Linked DNA regions of Homo sapiens: region 2 is linked to region 1. Evidence: chromatin loops called from intact Hi-C (ENCODE). Cell type or tissue: dorsolateral prefrontal cortex. All regions are shown on one strand. Each heading gives the region's core, and the rest is flanking DNA. Links, peaks and the distances in the headings are about the cores only.

The links. Peaks named below come from ENCODE experiments on the same cell type or tissue, not always from the same donor. Only the 100,000 strongest peaks of a DNase experiment are listed, where the experiment ranks them.
Region 2: a loop joins it to region 1, with 2.6 times the contacts of the local background. A loop is called at or near these places in 7 of 110 quality-filtered maps.

Annotation. Positions count from the first base shown.
Region 1 is chr3:170,410,102-170,418,769 of GRCh38, forward strand. No RefSeq gene overlaps it. Among named protein-coding and RNA genes, the nearest start is that of CLDN11, 4.4 kb to the right of the region's middle. RefSeq lists an enhancer at 8,515-8,668. In dorsolateral prefrontal cortex, for the core only: CTCF peaks have their summits at 4,215 and 4,424; a DNase peak (open chromatin) is centred at 4,240; H3K27ac peaks cover 795 bases.
Region 2 is chr3:170,632,972-170,637,971 of GRCh38, forward strand. The region is part of intron 2 of SLC7A14-AS1 (SLC7A14 antisense RNA 1); the gene reads left to right. Among named protein-coding and RNA genes, the nearest start is that of SLC7A14, 49 kb to the left of the region's middle. RefSeq lists enhancers at 33-82, 143-222, 1,544-1,753. In dorsolateral prefrontal cortex, for the core only: no CTCF peak of the experiment used is centred there; no DNase peak of the experiment used is centred there; H3K27ac peaks cover 3,410 bases.

The sequences.
Region 1 (8,668 bases), core at 1,777-6,776:
AGTGGTGCGATCTCTGCTCACTGCAACCTCCGCCTCCTGGGTTCAAGCGATTCTCTGCCTCAGTCTCTGGACTATCTGGGGCTACAGGCCCACGCTACCACACCCAGCTAATTTTTGTATTTTTAGTAGACACGGTTTCTCTACGTTGCCTAGGCTGGTCTTGAACTCCTGGCCTCAAGTGATCTGCCTGCCTCGGCCTCCCAAAGTACTGGAATTACAGGTATGAGCCACAGTGCATGGCCAAGATTCATATTTTATAACATATAATTTACTTCTAAATTGAACAGTTAATTGAAATGTAAATAAAAACAATTGAATACTTTATAATTAGTTTATTAGATACATTTTTAGAAGCTGGATCAAAGAATGTACATATTTTAAATCCTTTTGCTATATATTGCAAATTGTTTTTGAAATGGGGCATGTCAGCCGTGCTATTGGTATTTTGTAAACTTCATCCTTTGTCTGTCAGTAAAGTTAATTTTTATCAAATCATTTATCTAGAACTAATGAGAGACTGCAAGAGCCCTCCAGTGGCCAAGCTAATTTCTGCAAAAATACCATCATCAGAATGAAAAAGGAATTGTATGCAGTTGTTAAATCTTGACAGCGAAGAGAAGGGATGGCTAGAATTATTTTAGCTGTTTAAAGGGCCATATGCTGTACTTGTAGGTGAGATCACATTTTCTTTCCTTTCAAATTCTTATTCATATGTTACCAGATTTTGAAACATTTTGAGTTTCACTGCTCTGTAATATGAAGGTTAAGATTGTGTTTACAGATCAGTTGAAGCCAGGAGTTCGAGACCACATAGTAAGACCCTGTCTCTACAAATGATAAAAAAATTAGCCGGCCATGGTTGTGGGCACATATGGCCATAGCTGCTCAAGAGGATGAGGTGGGAGGATCACTTGAGCTTGGTGGGCAGGGAGTGTCAAGGCTGCAGTGAGCTGTGATAGCCCGCCACTGCACTCCAGCCTGGGCTACAGAAGGAGACCCTGTCACAAAACAAACAAACAGGTTTACAACCAACTGATTATTTTTTGGTATAGAAGCCAATAGTTATTGAGTACTTACTATGTATTAGACACTACTCCAATAATTGTACATTTAGGAACACATTTAATTCTAACATTCGAACAGCTATTATGAAATAGTTACTGTTGTTTTTTGTTTTGAGACAGAGTCTCCATCTGTTGTCCAGCATGGGGCGCAGTGATGCGATCACAGCACGTTGTAACCTCCAACTTGTGGGCTCAAGTGATCCTTCTGCCTTAGCCTCCTCAGTAGCAAGGACTATTAGTAGCTATTTTTATTTTTGTAGAGACAGATTGCTGAGGCTGGTCTGAAACTCCTGGCATCAAGCAATCTTCCTGTCTCAGCCTCCCAAAGCGCTGGGATTACAGACATGAGCTACTGTGCCCAGCCAGTTACCGTTGTTAACACAATTTTTCTGGTGAGGAAATAGAATATTAGTTATTAAATGCAGTTACTAAACAAAAAAGTTAAACAGCCTGCTCGAGATCACACAACTAGTTAGTGATGGAGCCAGGATTCCACCCTATTCCCCTTACTACTCTACTCTGTTGTCTGCTTTGGATCTTGGTGCCCAACAATGTCCTCATTCAGGATAATTTAATAAAATAGAATCTTTATTTACATAAGAAACAAAAAGAAAACAATTGGTGTCATTGAGACACAGGCTTCTCTTGTAGACAGTTTTTTATGGAACAGTGTAGCATTGATAACATGATTGGTGATTTTTTATTATATATTGAATGAATAATAAGAGGACACATGATTGTTTTGATCATTTTATTATTCATGTTTTCAGTAAAAGACTTAAAAGTCAACAAATTGCTCTGTGTTTCCATGTCCTAGGTAGCTAAATGCAAACACCTGTTCTTTTTTTTTTTTTTTTTTTTTTTTTTTGAGACAGAGTTTTACTCTGTCACCTGGGCCGGAATGCAGTGGCGCGATCTCAGCTCACTGCAACCTCCGCCTCCCGGATTCAAGTGATTCTCCTGCCTCAGCTTCCTGAGTAGCTGGGTTTACAGGCGCTCCCCACTACGCCCAGCTATTTTTTTGTATTTTTAGTAGAGACAGGGTTTCACCATGTTGGCCAGGCTGGTCTTGAACTCCTGACCTCATGATTCGCCCGCCTCAGCCTCCCAAAGTGCTAGGATTACAGGTGTGAACCACTGCGCCTGGCCGACAAACACCTGTTCTTTATTATTATTATTATTATTGGGAGCCAGAGTCTCACTCTGTTGCCCAGGGTGGAGTGCAGTGGCGTGATCTTAGCTCACTGCAACCTCTGCCTCCTGGATTCAAATGATTCTGGTGCCTCAGCCTCCCAAGTAGCTGGGATTACAGGCACCCACCATCACACTGAGCTATTTTTTGTATTTTTAGTAGAGACAGGGTTTCACCATGTTGGCCAGGCTGGTCTCGAACTCCTGACCTCAGGTGACCTGCCTGCCTTGGCCTCCCAAAGTGCTAGGATTACAGGCGTGAGCCACCGTGCCCTGCCCCTTAATTATTAAGATAGAGAATTTAAAGATGTGGCTTTTTAGTTAGATTATTTCCTTATTTTTCACTTCAGCACTTATATACTCTATTACTACTATGTTTTCTGAAAATGTAATCGCTAGTTGAATTTGGGCTAAAAATAAGGACTTTTGCTCTTCTTCAGGAACTATGATCTCATAGGTTGAATTAGACAGGATATCATTTAATGCAGTCTGAGACTCTTGGCAGAGAAGTGGATGAATAGAATTGCTACTTGAAGAGAGAAAACACTCTGAGAGGATTCAAGCCTAAAACTCCAGGTACAAGTTTTTCATTATTTTACTCTATCTACAAGCTGAAGGAAGGGAAATTTGGGATGAAATGGCTTCTGAAGGAATGATATTCTAGTTGCACTGTGAAGAAAGGGCAAGATATGGGGGAGCACCTGGAGCCCTGTTGTCTGTTCTAGAGAACCTGGTGTGTTTTCCACAGTGATTGTTGGAGAAATTTCCTGAAAAGGAATTTTTTCCCCTCTCGTAGCTGAATTTGAATCTCCAGGTGGAAGTGAATTGTGAAGGTGCCACTCTTCTCTGCTGGAAGTATATGCATTGAGGCCAGCGTGTCTAGGTAATTAGAGACTTTTCTGTTTGAGACCTGAGCAGTACACATCCCTTCTACTGCTGAAGGCTTCACTTTCCTGTGGGCGGCAGGTGGGTACCCGAGACCACAAAGAGCTGTACTCTGCCTCTTGCCCACTCCCTAGACCAGCTCCAATCACCACCTCCTGATTTCTTCTGCATGGTGTCTTCAGGTTCTCATCCTAGTGGAACTTGTAGGCTTGCAAATTCAATCTCTCCCTTTCAACCCTTCAGTCAGCTCCATTCAACAGGTATGTATTGAGTGCCTTTGTGTATGCCACGTACTGTGCCACATTCAACAGTTTCGGTGATGAACAAAATAGACAAAATCCTGAAACTTACAGGTCATTTCATTTTTAAAGCCTATGTTTGATATTCTTTTTATGCTATGAATTTGTTCTACAGTATTTCTAAAAATGTGTGTATGTGTGTATCATCAAATATTTAAAATCCACCAGAGGAATTTATCCCTTAAAAAGAGGTCCCCAGGCCGGATGTGATGGGGAGCTGAGATGGGGGTATCTTTTGAGGCCAAGAGTTTGAGACCAGCCTGGGCAATACAGAGACCCCTCCCCCATCTCTATAAAAAATACAACAATAAAAAAATTAGCCAGGTGTGGTGGTGTGCACCTATAGTCCTAGCTATTCAGGAGGCTGAGGTGGGAGAATCACTTGGGCCCAGAGTTCGAGGTTACAGTGAGCTATGTTTGTGCCGCCACACTTCAGCCTCCAGGGGGACAGCAAGACTCTGTCTCTAACAAAATAAATAAATAAGTAAATAAGGGCCTAGTAGAAGTACTTGATTTTTTAATTGAGTAATCTTGCTTAAGTAATTTCATATATGTCCTGTGTTTTCATGTTTGGTTTTCTAAAGAGGTGAATCATCTTTTTAAAATATATGAAGAAAACTTCCACAGAGAAATGCACATTCCAGTTGGGTTTAATTATCCCTCATTTGGAATGTGCAAAGCTGAGGTTAATCATGTTTCTCTACAAGTTACAGCTCCCTTCAGTTTTTTACCAGCCATGCAATGATAAAAGATAACCACTAGCAGGCGCTAAGAGCCTACTCGTTGGCCCAAACTTTGCTCTCAATGTGGGGTTTTGATGCTTGCCAGCAGTCACATCTGCTTTGTGGTATGCATTCGTGCTGTATCTGAATAGCATTTTAGTTTGATTGACTATTTTTGGGTGTAAATGGTAGAAGAACAGTTAACCAGGCCTTTTCCTTTGTTTAGTTCACATCTGGGTTTTAGGGCCTTACTGGCCCTAATCCCCTAATCCTCCCCTTCAAATACCTTTGAATAAGAGTAAGATGAAGGAACGAACTTACGCTCAAGCCACAGAGCATATGACTCATCTTATATTTTTTTTTATAATGGAAAAAAACATTGGACTTAGGGTTAGAAGACCTGAAATCAGGTCTCAGCTCTACCTTCCTAGTTCTGATATGTACTGTGGAAATGTGAAAAGATGGCATGGCAGAGTTTGCTGAGAAAAAATTAACTGAGAAGACCTTTGTCTGGATGGTCTGGGGACCAACGATTGACGTTTATCTGAGGGTGATTAGACCTTGAGAGACTGACTCTTACAACTAAAGGGTACCTGAGACTGTGACAGACCCAGAATATCAGTTTAGTAAGTTGTGCTGCATGGGAAGTCAGGTCTTAATCACAAAGAGGGTTTGGGAGGAGAGCCACAGCCAAGCAATGTGGATGATATTTTTTTTTTTTTTGAGACAGAGTTTGCTCTTGTTGCCCAGGCTGGAGTGCAATGGCATGATCTCGGCTCACTGCAACCTCCGCCTCCCGGGTTCAAGCGATTCTCCTGCCTCAGCCTCCTGAGTAGCTGGGATTACAGGCATGTGCCACCATGCCTGGCTAATTTTGTATATATATATATATATATATATTTGATATGGAGTCTTGCTCTTGTCACCCAGGCTGGAGTGCAATGGCACGATCTCGGCTCACTGCAACCTCCGCCTCCCAGGTTCAAGAGATTCTCCTGCCTCAGCCTCTTGAGTAGCTGGGATTACAGGCACCTGCCACCACGCCCAGCTAATTTTTGTATAATTTTGAAACCCCGAGACGGGGTTTCACCATGTTGGCCAGACTGGTCTCGAACTCCTGACCTCGTTATCCACCCGCCTTGGTCTCCCAAAGTGATGGGATTACAGGGGTGAGCCACTGTGCCTGGCCGCAATGTGGATGATTTTAGCAAAAGTCTCAGCTAAGATAGCTTGAGGGACTTCCCCACCCTACAGAGCCTTGCTAATGGCACCGCATCCTCAGAGTCTGTGAGCCACAGACTCTGAAAATAGTCAAGGATTCCCATTGCGTCTCTCTGCCTCTTGGCCCCCAGTTCTCTTTGCTTCCATGGCTTCCTGCCTTCCTTTTGAAGGGACAAGCCCTCTCTTTACCTTGGGCTAATGAATTCAAACAGGTTACATCTTGTGGCCTCCTCAAGTGGCCTTTTGTACATCTATGCTGGAATGGATTAGACACTGGCTTTACAATTGCTTTCATTGGATAATAATAATACCCTAATTATTTAGCTTGTATCTCTACCAAAGGGAACTCCCACTTCCAATTAATCTACGCTTCCTATAAATCATTCTAACAGTGTCTAATGTGAATGAGTGTCCAGCAGTGCTGGGCACTATGCTGAGTACTTCATATAAATTATCTCACTTGATCCTCACCATGCCCTAAGGGGGCATTTACTATCTCACTTTGTACATGAAGAACCTGAGAGTCACGTAGGTGAAGGGCCAGCTCAAGTGGTGAAGACAGAATGTGAACCTAGGAGGTCCCAGTCCAAGACAGCAATCTTAACAACTTGGCAATTTTTTTTTTTTTTTTTTTTTTTTTTTACCATTTAGTGCCTGAGTTCTGAAATCTGGCTTTACAAACACTATGTGTGTGTGACCTGTGGATGATCTGGGCATTATTATATTCTGATTGGTTGAAGTTTCATGGTTCGAATGTCAAATTCTAATGGAGGCATAAGAGTGCAGATTCCATGAGTGCTTTTACAAGAAGTTGATGTTGCTTGGGTTTTATGTTTTATGTTGTATTTAGCACAAAAGCCATTTTAAAAAAGTGTTATAAGGAAATATCTGAAAACATTCAGTCCATAGACCCTGGTGATGAAACGTCCCCCAAACACAATGGCTCACTCAGAACATACTCCTATGGAATAGTTTCCACAAATCAAACTCATACGAATATAGGGAGGATACATAAGAATGCAAAATCAGGCCAAGCCTGCTGGCTCATGCCTATTATAATCCCAGCACTTTGGGAGGCCAAGGCAGGTGAATTGCTTGAGCGCAGGAGTTCAAGACCAGCTTGGGCAACATAGTGAGACCTTCTCTCTACTAATAATAAGAAAGATTAGCTGGGCATAGTGACTCATGCCTGTAGTCCTAGCTACTCAGGAGGCTGAGGTGGGAGGATCACTTGAGTCCCGGGGTTCAAGGCTACAATGAGCTGTGATCACGCCACTGAACTGTAGACAGGGTGACACAGATCTTGTCTCAAAACAACAACAACGGCAACAACAACAACAACGTTCTGAAGCATCACATTAGCCAGGGGTTTCTGAATACTTACTTTGTACCAATGTTACTTTAAGTTCTGCATATATATTACTAGGTTGGTATAAAAGTAATCGTGGTTTTTGCCGTTATGTTTAATACTTTGCACCAACCTAATAGCTCACAGAATAAAAAAAAAAGTCTATGAGGTAGGTACAGTTTTCATCCTTATTTTACAAATGAGAAAAGGAGGCCAAGAATGATAAAGTAACTTGGTCTCACAGCCAGAAAGTGATGGAGCCAAGATTTGAACTTGGGCAGTTGGACTGTGTTCTTAGTCACTGTGCTTCCTGGGTGATTACTGTGACCCTTGTACTTGACACTCTGCTATCAATTACAAGAGCCATTTCTGTGTGTGCACTTGATTTCCTTGGGGTCTCCAGGGAAATGTAATTGTCTCCTCAAGTCCAGGCTTTCCTAGAAGACATGGTGATTGCACTGATAACCAGCATTAGGGCTGGCTTTGGGAAAGCTCAGTACCTATGATTTATGGTTAGTATCTTAGATTTTAGAACGCTGAGCAGGAAGTTTTTGTGCTTTCTGAAATCCTCACACCTTTAAGTCTCATGATTGGTGAGGAGGCAGTGGTCCAAGGGAATGGATAGAAGGAGATAATAAGATAAGCCAAATGTTTCAAAGGGAGTGAAAACTGTTGAATGTAAATGCAGCTCAAGGAAGACTTCCCTATCTGAATAAAAAGGTGCAAATAATGCGGCCTATTTGTATGCATGGTGGCTTAATGATGTTGATGGTGATGATGATAGCTTTACACTATCAGAGCGCTCATTCTGGGCTAGGCAGTTTTCTCAGTGGGGTACAGATATTAATTTATTTACAGTGAGCCAGAGAAGTCTGCTGTAGCTTTTAATGCGTCTAAAATGGGACACATGAACCCCTTAGGAATTTTCAGACTGATCAGGACAGTTTCCTAGAAACAGTTCGTGAAAGGGATGAGATGGGCCCATGGTATCTACCCCTTCCTAGCTGCGTGAACTTGGGCAACTCAACCTTCTTGTGCTGTTTCTCTATGGCTAGTGCGTGTAATTTGTTGTTGTTGTTGTTGTTTGCTTTTGAGACGTTGTCTCACTCAGTTGCCCAGGCTGGAGTGCAGTGGCACGATCTTGGCGCACTGCAACCTCCTTCAAGTTATTCTCCTGCCTCAGCCTCCCAAGCAGCTGGGGTTACAGGCATGCGCCACCATGCCCGGCTCATTTTTGTATTTTCTGTAGAGATGGAGTTTCACCATGTTGGTCAGGCTGGTCTCGAACTCCTGACCTTAGGTGATCCGCCCACCTTGGCCTCCCAAAGTTCTGGGATTACAGGTGTGAGCCACCACTCCCGGCCTAGTATGTGTCATTGACAATTGTTCCTACCTCAAAGGCTGTTATGAGGATTAAATGAGCTAATGCATGTAAAATGCATCTGCATAATATATAACACAGCTCGATAAATGTGAGTTGCTATTGTTGATTATTATGGCCACGTTTGCCGCTGATGATGTTCAACCACTGAAAAGCATCGTTTTCTTTCTTCTAGTAACTGTGTGTACTGAATGCCTCGCGTTTGTCCCTACTGCACTTTTCAGTCTGTCACAATCCTGGGTCGTCGGGGGACTGTACCGAGCGCCCTTGGAGTGCTCGCAGCAGGGAAGAAGGAGCGAGCAGGGAGGAGCTGAGGAGGGTCGGAGCGGAATGGACACCCAGAGACTGAGATGAGAGAGGGGCTATAAGAAGAGAAACCAGTCGCAGGAAAACAGAACTCTCGACAAACGCACGCCCTCTTTGCGCTCTCCGTTTCTCTGGACCTGGATGGAATTGTTTTACTTTGCATCGCCGGACTGCGCTGCGGACGGGGTGGGGCGGCCCAATGGCCCCCCTGGGGTTACTCTGCTCCCCTTCACGCTTCCCTCCCGGCCCCG
Region 2 (5,000 bases), core at 1-5,000, 220 kb after region 1:
GAGAAAAAGAAATTCCACTCATCCGTACAGAGAGGTTGGTTTCAATTAAAAACCACACCGAGTGTGGCTGAGTAATTTCTTAATGTATTCCATTTGTAAATGAGAAGTGAAAAACACTCATTAGTAATTCTTGAATCCTTGGTGAATCAGCAATGTCCGCAGAAAACAAACATATACCACTCTGCTTACATTGAAAGGAGAACAAAGACACACCTTTTTTTCCTTTGTCTTTCAGAAATGCTTTTCATGTTTTAAAAAAATATATAAAAAATGGTATCATCACGTTGTCCCTCTGGGTCTGTTGTTGCATTTGCAAATTTTAATACTTTTCTGGTTAATATTTTATAAAGTGGATGCACTCATAAAATAGAAGTTGTCAGGAGCCTTCGGGATAATATCAGCCCCCTCTGGTCACCTAGGGTGAAAGCTGAAGCCACATGGCTGGAAATAAAGAAGTTCCATTTCCCAAAATTTGGGGACTTATTCTCTGGCAGGAGATTCACAGGCAAAAAGCCAAAACCAAAGCCCCCAAACAACCATTTTCCCTGCTGGAAAAAAGCTTCTCGAGGCTAGGGATTCATAATGGACACATCAACGTGCCCCCAGAACAGGTCCAGCACCGAGGAGGTGGTTCTGAACACACGTTAGAAAGAATAAACCACTGGGGCAGCCCGGTCATGAACTGTGAGCTGGATATTTCCCATGTGTGCCCCTAGATCCACTCTCCACCCTCAACCTGCTGCTCTCTGCCCTAGGCTGACCCCATAGGCCACTTCAATGGGATACCTTGACCTCTGGCTTATCAGGTAACTTCAGCCTATGAGGCGCCCCAGAGGAGTTTGGAGGGAAGAAGCAGATGAGGCTGGGGTGTTTATTCTTTTGACTTCTCCCCTGTGGAATGGCCTCCAGTGGGGCTTTCTGGAGGTCACAGCTCCACACCTCCTGCCAAGTAGACCCTCTCCTAGTGATCCTCCCTTACCTGGTTCTTGTAACACTCTGACCTTCATCCTAGGAGTACTGTGCTATCCCATACTCTGCCTACACCTTCATAAATGTCCCTTTATTATGCTGTCCTTGAATTGCCCTAATTTCAATGTGCCATCTATTTTTTTTCTGGGACATGACCAATACAGACATTGATAGACATATTCATGTTGGTTTAATGGCTGCGTCCTAAAATTCAACCTGCAATCTGCTCAACAAGCTGTGTACCCCAGAGGTTGAGGTGCCTTTTCCTAATGCTTACCCAGGAGAGATTAGGCTGGTGCCTTGGGCTGAATGTATGTATATGAGCCTCAACTTTAAACTAAGTTGAAAAGAACTAAGTTAAAAAAAAATTCTGAGGGGCCAGGTGCGGTGGCTCGTTCTTGTAATCCCAGCACTTTGGGAGGCCAAGGTGGGCAGATCGTGAGGTCAGGAGTTTGAGACCAGCCTGGCCAGCATGGTGAAACCCGTCTCTACTAAAAATACGAAAATTAGCTGGGTGTGGTGGTGGGTGCCTGTAATCCCAGCCACTTGGGAGGCTGAGGCAGGAGAATCTCTTGAATCCGGGAGGTGGAGGTTGCAGTGAGCTGAGACTGCGCCATTGCACTACAGCCTGGGTGACAGAGCGAGACTCCACCTCAAAAAAAGAAAAAAAAAGGAAAAAAAATATCTCAGAGATTCATTTTCTCTTCTTTGCCCCTTCTGTGAGTTGTGGCTTTTGCTTGCAGCCTGAGCAAGTCATCTCTATCCAAGCTGCAGCCACAGAAGCAGAAACAAAGGGGACTCCAATTGGTCTCCAAGGACTGACTACTTTGGCTGATCCTACAGAAGCAGAAAGACCACAAACCAAAGACAACAGTCCCTCTGGTCATTTGGTGATTTGTGGCTGTTTTTACCTGTTCTTTTGGTTGTGTTTTCATGCAGATCTGCCCTCTTCAACTCACTGGAGCGTTGTGTGATACAGGACCAGCTGCATGTCTGCAGAACCTGTTTTCATTTCTGTCTTTAGCATAGATGATAGAAATGACTCTAAAGGACAAAGTATACCTCAATGCAATAAAACCATCTGCCCTATCTAATTTCCCCTCCCTTCAGGGATGTGAGACCCAGTCTTGTGGGGTGTGTTTAGAGTCTCAGCTTCTTTATTGTTCAAATTTCCTTGCCAACCATTGCTGGTGATTTTAACTGACTTCACAACTTCTGCCTCAGTACTCGGAATGCTCTCCAGTAAAGATACAGCAAATTGCACATGGAAAAGCAATGTGTCACTCCGTTCAATGTTTCTGTCTTCAATGACTGAGGGTGTGTTGCATATGGTGAATAAAGGAGACATTCATCTTTCCTCATCCACATAAAGGAATTGGCAGTTAACTGGGTTACTAGACCAGGCTAAGGCCTCTAAATCTGACTTGATTGTTCAGTTCACATATTGCTTCCCATTTTTCTCTTCCCTGTGCATTCAGAAACCCATCTAATCCTGACTATTAAGCTCTTTGTACAGCGTGAGCTTTCCCCTATAATGCTAAACTCAAGCTGATTTTAGATGAGAATCCAACAGATCCTTTCAAGCAGCACTCAATTCAGTGAAATCTCCATCTGCAGACAGTCCTTGCTGCTGAAAGAGACTGGCTAGATTTGAGCAGCAATAATTACTTTCAAACGAATTTCCCATCTCCAGGTGTTTGCATCTCACTAATTATTTTCAAGGTAAATTGATTTTGCTTGGCAGTATCTTCCACTTCCACCTTGCAATAAGCAATTTAACATGAAATTGCTGACCTATAATTGTTCTACCCAACCATGAATTCCTAATCCTTCTGCAATTTATAGTTATGTAGTCTTTGAGCTGCAACTGAGTTTTCCACCAGCGTAATAATCACTTCCTTTATTTTTACCTATAACAAGCAGCTGGATTAGTGTAGTGCATGGGAGAGCTTCAGCTAGTCACTGAAAATTACAGAATATCAATAGCTATTGACGTGGGTGGCAACATATTACAAAATGGAACTGTAGATCATTTGGGGAAAATATTTTGATGAAATTCACCCCTCTGGGTGATGTGCTGAATCTTAAACCAGAAAGAAAGAACATCAAACCAAACAAAAAAGGTTATTTTTTTCCTTTGAATGGACAGATAGCAACATCTTTAAATGCTAAATAAAGTAGCCCTGAGCTTCTGAGGGTGCCCCTCAGGGACTATTGTCTGAACTGTCAATCAAGTCTCTTGGATTTCTGCCCTCAATGCTTCTTTCCTTTTCCAGCTTTCCTTCAAATGTTCAGCAGTGATAAATAGAGAGTTGTTTGTCTTTTATTTCAAATGCCTTCCTTATAATATCAGAGCTATGTTAGCATCATTTACAAATCAATCTAGCAGGATGGCTTAATGTCATCACAATTTTATGGCAGCCAGTGATATCCAAACTATCTCTAGAGTCTTGATTTATTTCTGTTTGGCTCTAAATTAGGTTATTTCTCCTCCAAAGGTTACCAAGTGCTTTAGAAACTGATGCCCTGATGCCCCTTACTCCCACACGTGAGAGAAATGCCTCCAGGGTCAGGATGAAGAGCTCACCACCCAGCAGGAGAGAAGATGAGCAAGTTAAGCAGTGCCCAGCCTTTAAGAAGTGTCTCCCACAGTGAGGTTGGAGTTCTGAGGAAGGAGAGGGGAGAGCTGACTTTGGCTAGACTCCAGCAGTTCTCAACCAGAGGCAATTTTGTCCTCCAGGGGACATTTGCCAATGTCTGGAGACATTTTTGGTTCGCACAACTTCAGGGAGGGAGTGCTAGGCACAAAATGAGGGAGGCCACACACTGGGGATGGCGGACAGATGTTTAATTTCCTCCCTCGCCAGCTCTTCCTCATCTCCATATGTGCAAATGTTCCCATCATCCAAGGTCTGGGTCATGCACATCCTCTCCACACCCTCCTCTTCCATTGCCAACCTCCCATCCTGTCTGTGTAGCCCAGTGTTTCTCAGCTGGGCACCACTGACATTTTGGGCTGGCTAAGTCTCGGTTGTAGGTGCTAGGGGGGGATCCTCTGCATCGCAGGATGTTTACAGCTCTCCTGACCTCTGTAAGCCACTCCTCATTTTGAACCCCACTTTCCTCATCTGTTAAGTGAGTTCATCATTCAGACAGCAAATATCTATTGAAACTCTACTTTGTCCTAGGAGCTGTCTTAGGCATTGGGGACACCAGAGTGAACAAGAAAATGTCTCCACTTATAGTGAGTTTACACTCTGCTGGGGGTTACAAATAATAAACACACAAGGAAATGAAAAATTAATATCTTATTAGACGGAGAAAAGAGCTATGAACAACAATAAAGCAAGTTTCAGATGGAGAGTCTCAGAACCTACTCTTTTAGCCAGGAACACCAGGGAGGGCCATTCTGAGAAGGTGACATTTTAGTACTCCGAAATGGAACAAGCCATGGAACAGCTTTCTTCAGTTCCAAAGTTCCTTTTTTCTGCCTCTGTTCACATAATTGCTCAGCTTGCACTTACCGCCTTCTTTGTCACTTGTTTTGCCTGACTTCGGCCTCCCCACAAGGGGCCCAGCTTTGATTCTCTGCTCTTTCTTGACCTCTGGTCCCTTGAATTCTTTGGCTGGAGCACCTTCCCAATAGGCATTCCCAGTCTTCACTGTGATCTCCATCTAGCTGCTAGCCCTGAGTCCACAGGCCCTGTTTGCAATTATGGGGCAGCCAATGTATTTTTTGGGCCCACTGATTAATAGACTGTTAGTGATGAGAACTGTGTATAGTTTGTACACACACACACACACACACACACACACATTTTTTCTTGATGCTGTAACGTATGAATGGCAAATACTAGGAACAGTTGCCATCAGTCAATTCTCTTTCTCATAACTATGTCAGATCAGATACTCATAATTGATGATCATGACTGTCCTACCATCCAATAGTAATTGCCATGGAAGATGAAACCCTGGCTCAAAGGTGCCATGTATTGCCTTAAAAAGTAGCTTGAAATAGATATATGCTGCCA